Linked DNA regions of Mus musculus: all the other regions are linked to region 4. The links are chromatin loops, found by intact Hi-C in ENCODE. Cell type or tissue: heart. All regions are shown on one strand. Region 1 overlaps Dock8 (dedicator of cytokinesis 8). Region 2 overlaps Dock8 (dedicator of cytokinesis 8). Region 3 overlaps Dmrt1 (doublesex and mab-3 related transcription factor 1). Region 4 has its middle 26 kb from the start of Dmrt3.

Region 1 (2,500 bases), 500 kb before region 4:
TTCTCTAGATCCTCCATTGGGGGCCCTGTGATCCATCCAATAGCTGACTGTGAGCATCCACTTCTGTGTTTGCTAGGCCCCGGCCTAGTCTCACAAGAGACAGCTATATCAGGGTCCTTTCAGCAAATGCTTGCTAGTATATGCAATGGTGTCATCATTTGGAGGCTAATTATGGAATGGATCCCTGGATATGGCAGTCTCTAGATGGTCCATCCTATTGTCTCAGCTCCAAACTTTGTAACTCCATCAGTAGACTTTTAAAAATTCCACATCCAAATAAATTTGGCACCTTTTAAGTCTCTGCAGTCATAATTTACATAAATCTGTAGTTCCAATCCAATTTTTAAACCAGAGTTGGACTTCCTTTGAAATATTGCATCTGCCTGTCCTCAAAAGATGACTCTGGGTGACTCAATTCTGAACAACTTTCCTCCAAAACTTACAAGACTTGTGTCATTCAAATATTGAGCACACAAAAATATTTGTGTTTCTCGTTTTCCTTGAGAATTCAGAAACTCTGGCAATTGGTGACAGACTAGTACCAAGTGTATGCCTCCAGTCCCCCCACAGCCCTCCCCACTACCCTCCACCTCACACCCTGCCCCTCCGAGCTGCAGAATACTCAAGGCCCCATCTTAGGTTCACATTTCCCCACCATTCCTCCCTTAGTCAGTCTTTCTTGAGCTCCGTAACTGACTCTGTCCTGTCTGTTGACATGTCTCTGGCTGCTGGGGTACAGGTGGCCCCACCACCGTAGTCCCCGACCCCCGATACCACACATATGGACGCACATCTGCCGCTGCAGTGAGTTCAAAGCTGATGCAGGCCCGTGTGATGAGCAGCAGCAACCCAGACCTGACTGGGTCACACTGTGCAGCCGATGAGGAAGTTAAGAACATCATGTCTTCAAAGGTAGGGATGGGGGTGGGGAGGGGGCACATGTACTCTTGTTTTGCTTCTTAGCTGATGTCTACTGTATGCACTTCTAGGTACAGCTTGATATTTTGATATGTAAGTATTTTGTATGTTGATCAGGTCAGGGTACTTAGGATGTTTAGCACCACATACATCCATCTTTCCTTGGTGGTTAGAATGCTAACATACTCTTTTTATAGAGATTTTGAAGTATTTGAGAAAGAGTTTTGACCATTGATGTTTTGGTGTAGTACCGTATTAAAACACGGTGGGGCACTGTTCTCATATTTTTTTCCTGCTTTCTTAGCACACTAAAGGAACTGTTGGTACCTGAATCTTTTTGGCGTTGTTTTAACTTGGGGTTCTTTTAAGACGGGGTTTCTTTGTGTAAACCTGACTCTCCTGGAACTTGCTCTGTAGACCAGGTTTGGCCTTCAACTCAGAGATCCACCAGCTTCTGCCTCCTGTGTGCTGGGATTACAGTCATGTGCCACCACTGCCTGGTTCTTTTAGGTGTCTTGACATAGTGTCTCACTCTGTAACCCAGATTAGCCTAGAATTTAGTAGGTAACTCAGACCAACCTTGAACTCACGGATATTCTCCTGACTCAGCCTCCCGAGTGCTAAGTTTACAGTTGTGAGCCACCATGCCTAGCTAGGTACTCAGTTGCCCTCCATCGACTTTGCCAAATACTTTCATAAAACACTTATTTAACTTGCATGTAGAAGCATTTCTGCATGTATGCATGTATGTACACTATGAGCATACCGTGTGCCAGAAGATACCAGCAAAGGTGTCGGTTGTGAGCCATTGTGTGAGTGCTGAGAACCAAACCCGGGTCCTCTGCAAGAACGGCAAGTGCTTTTGAGCATCACTTCAGCTCTCTACCTCTGTCGGGTGCTTTGATGGTACTTTTCCAGAACGGAACTATTAGTGTGGGGTGGTTATTTTGTGTCTTGTCTGTTTGTTTAATTGTCCATATTCATTGTACATGCGATGGTTTTATAGTTTCAAGTAGACCGAGTACGTTTACCCTCACCCCTCAATGCCCTTCACTGGTCCCCTTCCCTTCTGCTTTCATTTTGTATGCATTTAATGGACTCAAGTGTCCCTATACAACGTGTGCACCACAAACCAGAGAACGCATGCAATATTTGTCTACGTCTGGCTTGCTTCACTTAACATGATGGTCTCCCAGTATGCCCATTTCCTAGCAAACAGCATAACCTTGCTCTCTGTGACTGAATAACACTCCGTTGTGTGTATAAAATATCTTCTCTACCTCTTTATTTGCTGATAGACACTTAAGATCTTTCCATAGCGTGACTACTGTGAATAGTGATGCAATAATATGGATGTGCACATGTCTCTCCAGTGTGTGACTGATAGCCTTTCAGGTACCTAGCCACATATGGTTGGCTGGGTCAGAGGGTAGTGCTATTTGCAGTGCCTGAGCACCCACCATACTGATTTCTATAAGGATTGGACAATTTACGTTCCCAACAAGGAGTCTGTCCACCTTCACTAGCACTTTATTACAACTATTCTCTTTTCCGTCTTTATTAATTATTTGAGAATTTTAGG
Region 2 (2,500 bases), 530 kb before region 4:
CTTTTCAGTACCGGAAGGAAGTGTGGGCATGTCACACAATGTCTGGTCTCACTCTGGAGGGCCCTGCTCAGGAGCCCCAGGAACTGTGCTAGGTTCTCCACTATATGACGTCATCCAAAGGTCTGTTGTGACTTAGAGTGGCCCACCCCTTCATCCACTTGATTTGGGAAGCGATCCCAGTGTTCATCTAGATTTGCAGTCAAGTGCGTTTGTCAAAGAACACGTAGTAGTCTCTAAGCCTCACATCTCACGTGAGGGTGGTGCTTGCTCTCCGTGCTGTGGTGCGGCCCACTTGCCTGTGTGCTGACTCAGCATCATCACCAAGGAATCTTGGTCATATAAAAAAGCTTAGACCTCATTTCTTTAAATCTCCATAAATGTGCCTCTACTGAAATCTCTATCAAAAGCACCCTCCACTCTTCATTGTTCCATTAGTTGTTCGAGTTTTATTTCCTAAGGAATAGGTAACCTCATTCACAGGTTCCAAATATTAAAGGTACCGAAGGCAGAGTGAAAATTCCTTCTGCCACTCCTGACTTGCAGCCACTTCCAGTTCTCCTCGTTGGAAACAGCTCGTTTATGTATGTGGAGTGGCTCACTTATAAAAGCCCCGTGCCGCAAGCTGGTGCTTGCTATGCCTGCTGAAACTAAGCAGTGGGCTTCTAAGAGATTTACCAGAGAAACAGCAGTGAACAGAAGAGATGGACAGAGTGTATGCGCCATACCTCAGGCCGGCTGTGGACCAGTGGATTCAATTTTGCTTCTTTGCAGATGTGAACTGGACCTATGCACACGTTACAGAGCATGACCCCCACAAACTGTTCCTCCTGAGAAGCCGGGTGTGCAGGGCACTCTTTATGAACACACAGAACTCTCTCTTGCTTTTTCAGAGCTGTGCTTAATCTAACCATACGTTTTCCTGAGTGAATCTTGTGCTGAGGAAGGAACCTTTTTTGCTTTATAGTTATAATGGAATAGCTTAGCCTACACACTTCATGCTTGTCTAGTTATTGGACGGTTTTGTGCTTTTCACCCTTTGGAGAAGTGTTTAAGGAGGTCCACCTTAAGAGAGAACGGTTAGGCATTTGTTTTACTGGGCTTAGCAAGCAGTGGCCAGAACTCCCTAACAAACCATTTACTTCAGATGAGCAGTGGGGAAAAAAAAAAAAAAAAAAATCAAGCTGTTTGAAAAAGCCAAGAAATGGAAACAAAAATGCTTCCAGCTCAGGCCTCGTGCAAAAAAGGGACACAGAGCCCACATCCTGATGTCTGGCTCCCAAACTCAACAATAAACAATCCTCTTTTTTTCTAAGAATGGAAAAATTCAGAAGAGAGCCGACAACGTCCTTTACAGCCTTTTATTTTATTTTTATTCCTGAGCTATGATTTTAGTGCACCATTCAGCCACTTGAGGGCACAGTTCTCTCACTTCTGGACTCAGGCAAGCAGCTACCTTTTGCATTAGAAAACAGATACACTGTTTTGTTACAGAGGCCCACACATTTTATGGCTCATCTCTTAAACGCAAGACCAAGAAAAAATGAGAAGGACCCCAGCACTTCAGGAGGAGCTTCTGTTCCTTTTTTTTTTTTTTTTTTTTTTTTTGCAAAGGATTTTATTCTTACCACCAGCTCCATCTTCTTCCTCGGTATTTAGCGCTTTTTTGGGAAGGTGGAGTGGAAAGAGGCCAAGGTGTGCATCCCATGACACAGAGTGAAGTCTCCTTGGAGGGCGGTAGTTCACTATATAACCCACTCCTTTGGGGCAGTAGTGCCCTGTACAAACCTACACTTCTACCAACGCTCTCTGGTACAGGAAACTGAAGCAGAGCCAAGGATTAGGTGGGAGGTACAGGGGAGGCAGTGAGGAATGGTGCATGAAGACAGGCTATGTGCATAGTCGTTGGCTGTACAGTTCAGGCTTATGCTCATCTGGACCTACCATGCTTCAATTGCTGCTCCCTCCCGTTTGACTGTTCTAATTAAGTCTTGCTTTTTAATGTTATAGATGCTATTTTTACCCTATAGGTCCTATTTATAGAACGCAGCAAGAGGTTCACAAGACCCTCTTTTCAGATAGCCTCAGGTCAAGGCTCACTGGGGCAGAAGGTATGGGGAGGTAATTAGATGAAGGCAAATCCCGGCTTGTAGTTCACTATGATGCATGGTTTGTCTAGACTGGAGAGAACTCCCTGAAATCCAGGAGGCAGTCTTTGGTTTCTGTATTTTGATTAACCTTTGTCGTCATTGTTTCCAGACAGGGTCTCACTGATCTGCTCGGGTTGGCTCCAGACTTCTGGGCTGAAGTGACCCTCCTGCCTCTGCCTCCCAGGAAATAGGGAATCAATGCTCCTTTGTTTGTTTGTTTGTTTCAAAACTGGTCTTCAGCAGGGCTAACTCCTCTGATGGATCAGCCCTCAGGACTATTCCTCTTACTTCTTGTTCTGATGTAGGAGAGAATGGGGACCTTCTATCTTTAAGTGTTTTCATCCTCAGTTTCA
Region 3 (2,500 bases), 90 kb before region 4:
GCTGTTGCTTCCTTCATTCAGACCACAACAGAAACTCTCAAAGACTGCCTTCATCTTGACCCCCTCTGGGTTTACGTGGTTTCTGGATTTACGTGGTTTCTGAGCATCGGTTGCCACTGCAGCTGAACCCTCTGCAGTCGGTGCCAGCTTTGGCTTCTGGGATGCTGCATCTGTTTGCTTCAGTTCATGCCTTGGCTCCACCCCACTCCCCAGGTGTAACCGTTGCTGGGTGGTGATTTCTGGGTCTCAGCCTCCAGCCTCGGTGGCTCCCAGGAAGACTCAAGATGCATCCTTTCTCGTAGCCCTGTACCTCATGCCCTATGGCTTAGAGTAAACAGAACACAGCTCTGTGTCACTCTACCACACCCAGACTCCTGCGCCTCACCCCCCTTTATCCTTAGTCCTCACATCCCATCACCTCCCACTTCATTTCCAAGCCCCACACGTCCGTGCCTGTATTGGGCTCCCCTTACATTTGTAGTCTAATGTGGCCTCTGACTGGTCTTGTGTTGCTCCCGGGTTGGTCTTTCTTTCTCATCTCTCCTTCACTTTCCCCCTCTAATTTGCATCAGGTGAAGCTCCCATAACGTGGCTCCGTTGGTCTGCTCCTGGTCCATAGTCCTGGTCCATACTAAAGAATACCGTATCTACCATGGAAGGAAGTAAAAAGAAACTGTATGCTCTCAAACTCAGCCCCTTACTGAGTTCCTGGGGTGACGTTAACTTGATCACATGGTAAAGAATTCATAGGTTAATCGGGTCTGATCTCCAGTTCCTTGATGTTTGACTCCGGTCATGCCATTTACCCTACCTCAAAAGTGACTTGGTGTTCCCAGGGAAAATAACCTAGCCAAGGGTATTTCAGCTTTGCCATCAGCACAGAGCCGGCCTTGGAACCCTCCCCTTATGACTGAAGAAGCAGGGGAGGATGTCTCCCTTGCACTCCAGGTTCTTGGTTTGTCTTGAGGGTGAACGTGTGAGGCCCAGCTGAGCTGTAGAAGGCAAGATCTGTGGACCGCCTACATTAAATCTTACGACGTCACTCATTCCTTTATTGATTTACATCCCAAACGCTGCCCCTTAACCACATCTTTTTATTTTATTTTATTTTTCTCTCTTCTCTTTTAGAGGGACGCATGGTCATCCAGGATATTCCTGCTGTCACCAGCAGAGGGCATATGGAGAACACATCTGACCTGGTATCAGACCCCGCCTACTACAGCAGCTTTTACCAGCCTTCTCTGTTTCCTTACTACAACAATCTGTACAACTACCCCCAGTATTCCATGGCCTTGTCTGCTGAGTCCTCCTCAGGGGAGGTGGGGAATTCCCTCGGGGGATCCCCCGTGAAGAACAGCCTGCGGAGTCTCCCAGCACCTTACGTGCCTGCTCAGACTGGAAACCAGTGGCAGGTATGACCCAGAGTTAATGGAATATGTGAAACACGCATGCATGGAAGTGCACACACGTGCACACCATGTACCACGCACATGTTCTGTTCAGTACACACGTAGTCACAGTATGATGTGATGCACACTGGCCTATCTATCTGTTAATGTCAGCAAAGATGGGCTGCAGGGACTCAGGAAGGAATTGTGTATGGTTTTTAGGGTTCATTTTCAGCTTTGGTTTTTCTCACATTGTCATTTTGCAGAAATACCCAGCTGCCCAGAGTTAGATATATCTGAGGCCCCACCTCCTCCAGCCTGCTCTACCTTGGGGTAGCTTAGAATATGTTAGGTGCAGCTTCCTGGGTGGCAGTCATCTCCCAACAAACCCTGTTCATCAAGGTTCTCCTGTTTTTCTTTTTGAAAATACTAATTCTCAAGTCATCCCAGACTGGCCTCAAACTCACCAAGATCGGCCTGTCTCTGCAGTTGAACCTCGGCTGTGGGGCGGATCCCCTATAAATGCGCAGGCTCTTGGTTGCTTAGGGCTTAGACTCATCGCGTAAGCCCTCCGTTTTCTGTTGAAATCTTCTTGGAACTCTCTTCTGCTTTTCTTCACCTATGCAGGTGAGAAACAAGCACTAGTGTCTTGAAGAGAGCTGTTGTTTTAGGTGGCCAAGGGTAGAGCTTCCGTGTGTTCCTGAAATACTCAGTCCACAGTCACCGTCTAACATAACCTTTATCTCAGAAGTTTGAGGTTACTTTGGGGAATCTGCACAACAATTTTCTGTCAGTGTGATGGCACATAAGGCATAAGGAGGGACATTCTCAATGTATGCATAACAGAGAATGATCCAGGGAGACTGAATAAAGGACTGGGATGCGGCAGGGCTCTCTTAAGCCTCGCATCACCAACTGTGAACACAACTTGACTTTTAAAAATGTTTCAGTCATGCCTGCAAAATTCTTACATCAAAATAAGCCAACATAGCTATAAGCTGCCAACTTGCAAAATAAATACCAAATGCAGATGAGCAAGTGACTAGGACACCTGATAAAGGTCCCCAGGGTTTTCATGCCACCCTGTTCTCCTGCAGAGAGCTGCAGAGATG
Region 4 (2,500 bases):
ACACACGATTAGAATTATGATCACTGTGGAGAAGTCTGAATCCCAAGAAAGAATTTTGAAGTGGGAGGGAGAGAAATATAAGATGTTCTGGAAGATTTTTGACTGTACACATTTCACGTAGCCCAGGCTGACTTCAGATTCACTATGTACCCGGGGATGGCCCTGAACTTCTATGGCTCTGCCACCTCCTGGATGCTGGGATTGTAGGTACCACCCCAGAGTTCTGTTCATGTGGATCTGTGGTCCAGGGTTGCGTGCATGCTAACTAAGTAGGCGCTCTGCCATCTGAGATACATCTGTACTGCCTACCCCACTCCACGGTATTTTGTTTGCTTTTAGTTCTGGGAATTTCACCTAGCAAATACTAGGTAAGCACTCAGCTGCCAAACTCAACTTCCTGTTGGGGGAGATTTTCCTGCTCAGAAGTACCTAGAGACCAACAGGCTCTGCCGTTTGTAAAGCTATGTTTGCCTCTCTGCGGCCCTCAGTTTCTCCACCTCTGAAGTAACAATAAGGTCACTAGGTGGCTAAGATCAAATGATATAATGAACTTAAAATACTTAATGTATTTCTTTTCACCTAAGCCCTCAATATACACTAGCCCAGTAGAAGTGAAAAGGGGAGGGGAAATTAAGATGGATCCTCAGGTAAAGGCAATTGCCACCAAGTCTGACGACCTGAATTCAAATCCTGGGTCTCTAGAAAGTTGTTCTCTGACCTCCACGGGCACTCAAAAGAGATAAATAAACAACAAAAAGGGACCCACCCTCCTGCCCCAAATCACCAGCGTTTGAGAACACACAAAGGACTCCGGGATCCTTCATCCATCTTGCAAAACGAGCGATCCAGATATGCTCAAACCCACCCCATCCCACCCCACCACGCAGAATGCCCTTCGGATGTTAGTAGGTCGTAAGCAAAGACAGCAGTTGCTCCTGGGTGGAAACCAGCTTTGGCAGTATTTTCTCAATCAGCCGACCTTCCTCCGTCCAGTCCACTGACTGTTAGGTCCAAAGATAACTTGCTGCCCTGAGTAGGTTTGAAACAAAAAGCCACGCCCGCGCGGTGCGTTCCTCGGGCCTACAGCGCCATCTTGTGGCGCTATGGCGTTAACACACTGGCTTTTGCATCCTCAGAAACATCCAGGCATTCCCAAGGATCCCTGATTTAGAGCTGTAGTCTGTCTTTCATGCTTACAAGAAAAAAAGCTCAGTTGTCTGGTGAGCACTATTTCTCGCTGTTTTTCTCTTGTTGGTCCCATGTCACTACCGTGCCTCTGACGTTGTAGCGGCTGCCAAGTGTAGAATACACCTTTTGATGTGGTTAATTTATCTATAGGAGAAGCACTGACCTGAGTTGTAACCATTGAGCTTTGTTTAGGGTTTAGAAAAAGTCAGCGATAGTTTACAATGTGTGAATTTTGAGCCTCTGTAATCAGGACTTGACAACGTCAAGATCCAATACTTCAGCTGTCCCTTGTTCTTTGATGCTGTAAACTCACACACATCCCAGGCAATATTTAGAAAGCACAGTCTAAACCCATTACTTATCTGTATCTGGCAGGGATCTGCCACCCTGTGGGGGATGACAGTCTGAGGCCACCAGATCTCCAAGAGGATGGAGCCAGCTAACTCCATCCTCTTCCTGCTAAGTGTAGTCTCAGGACTGGCAAACACAGGGATGGGTGTGTGTGTGTGTGTGAGTGTGTGTGTGTGTGTGTGTGTGTGTGTGTGTGAGAGTGTGTGTGTGTGAGTGTGTGTGTGTGTGTGTGTGAGTGTGTGTGTGTGTGTGTGAGTGTGTGTGTGTGAGTGTGTGTGTGTGTGTGTGTGTGTGAGTGTGTGTGTGTGAGTGTGTGTGTGTGTGTGTGTGTGTGTGTGAGTGTGTGTGTGTGTGTGAGTGTGTGTGAGTGTGTGTGTGTGAGTGTGTGTGTGTGTGAGTGTGTGTGTGTGAGTGTGTGTGTGTGTGTGAAGACGCAGACTTCATACTTGCCACTACTGCTCAGGGCCGAGGTTTTTTGATTATCTGGTGATGTAGTGTGAATCTCTGTAGGTTTGAGGCCAGCCAGATGTATAAAATATTCCAGGCCATCCAGAGTTGCATGGTGAGAGAGAGACCCTGTCTCAAAACTCATGGAAAAACTCACAGAGCCCAGCAACGTTGTGAGCTCTCATTGGACCTTAGCACACTCTAGGGAGCATTCTAAGTTCTGGGTGTCTGGCATCACCTAGCTAGTATCTGTGGAATCTTTGGGAATGGGGAAGAAGATCCAGTTAGAACAGTGGTTCTCAACCTCTTCTGAGTCGCAGAGTGAGAAAGCGAGTCCGTATGCCTCCATCCCAAAAGCCAGCCTCTCTGAGAGGTTCTCTGGCTGCCCTGGAGCTCACTCTATAGACCAGGCTGGTCTCAAACTCAGAGACCTGCTTGTTTCTGCTGGGATTAAAGGAGTACACAGTGCTGCCTGGCTGTTTCCACAAGTGTTCACTATCACAGTTGCTCACAC

The links. Hi-C counts contacts between places; a loop is a spot of excess contacts. Peaks named below come from ENCODE experiments on the same cell type or tissue, not always from the same donor. Only the 100,000 strongest peaks of a DNase experiment are listed, where the experiment ranks them.
Region 1: it touches region 4 in a loop (2.7-fold over the local background); 16 of 42 quality-filtered maps call a loop at or near these places.
Region 2: a loop joins it to region 4, with 3 times the contacts of the local background. A loop is called at or near these places in 10 of 42 quality-filtered maps.
Region 3: it touches region 4 in a loop (6-fold over the local background); 36 of 42 quality-filtered maps call a loop at or near these places.

The regions. Positions count from the first base shown.
Region 1 is chr19:25,131,325-25,133,824 of GRCm38, forward strand. It overlaps Dock8 (dedicator of cytokinesis 8), which reads left to right. Exons shown (of 48, transcript NM_028785.3): 22 at 740-912. Among named protein-coding and RNA genes, the nearest start is that of Gm34186, 23 kb to the right of the region's middle. In heart, a CTCF peak has its summit at 1,168; no DNase peak of the experiment used is centred here.
Region 2 is chr19:25,106,202-25,108,701 of GRCm38, forward strand. All of the region lies in intron 14 of Dock8 (dedicator of cytokinesis 8), which reads left to right. Among named protein-coding and RNA genes, the nearest start is that of Gm34235, 11 kb to the left of the region's middle. In heart, a CTCF peak has its summit at 1,392 (motif pointing right); no DNase peak of the experiment used is centred here.
Region 3 is chr19:25,544,691-25,547,190 of GRCm38, forward strand. Dmrt1 (doublesex and mab-3 related transcription factor 1) reads left to right here. Exons shown (of 5, transcript NM_015826.5): 3 at 1,129-1,412. Among named protein-coding and RNA genes, the nearest start is that of Dmrt1, 40 kb to the left of the region's middle. In heart, a CTCF peak has its summit at 1,153 (motif pointing right); no DNase peak of the experiment used is centred here; H3K27me3 peaks cover 1,346 bases.
Region 4 is chr19:25,634,967-25,637,466 of GRCm38, forward strand. No RefSeq gene overlaps it. Among named protein-coding and RNA genes, the nearest start is that of Dmrt3, 26 kb to the left of the region's middle. In heart, a CTCF peak has its summit at 1,108 (motif pointing left); no DNase peak of the experiment used is centred here; H3K4me3 peaks cover 428 bases; H3K27ac peaks cover 616 bases.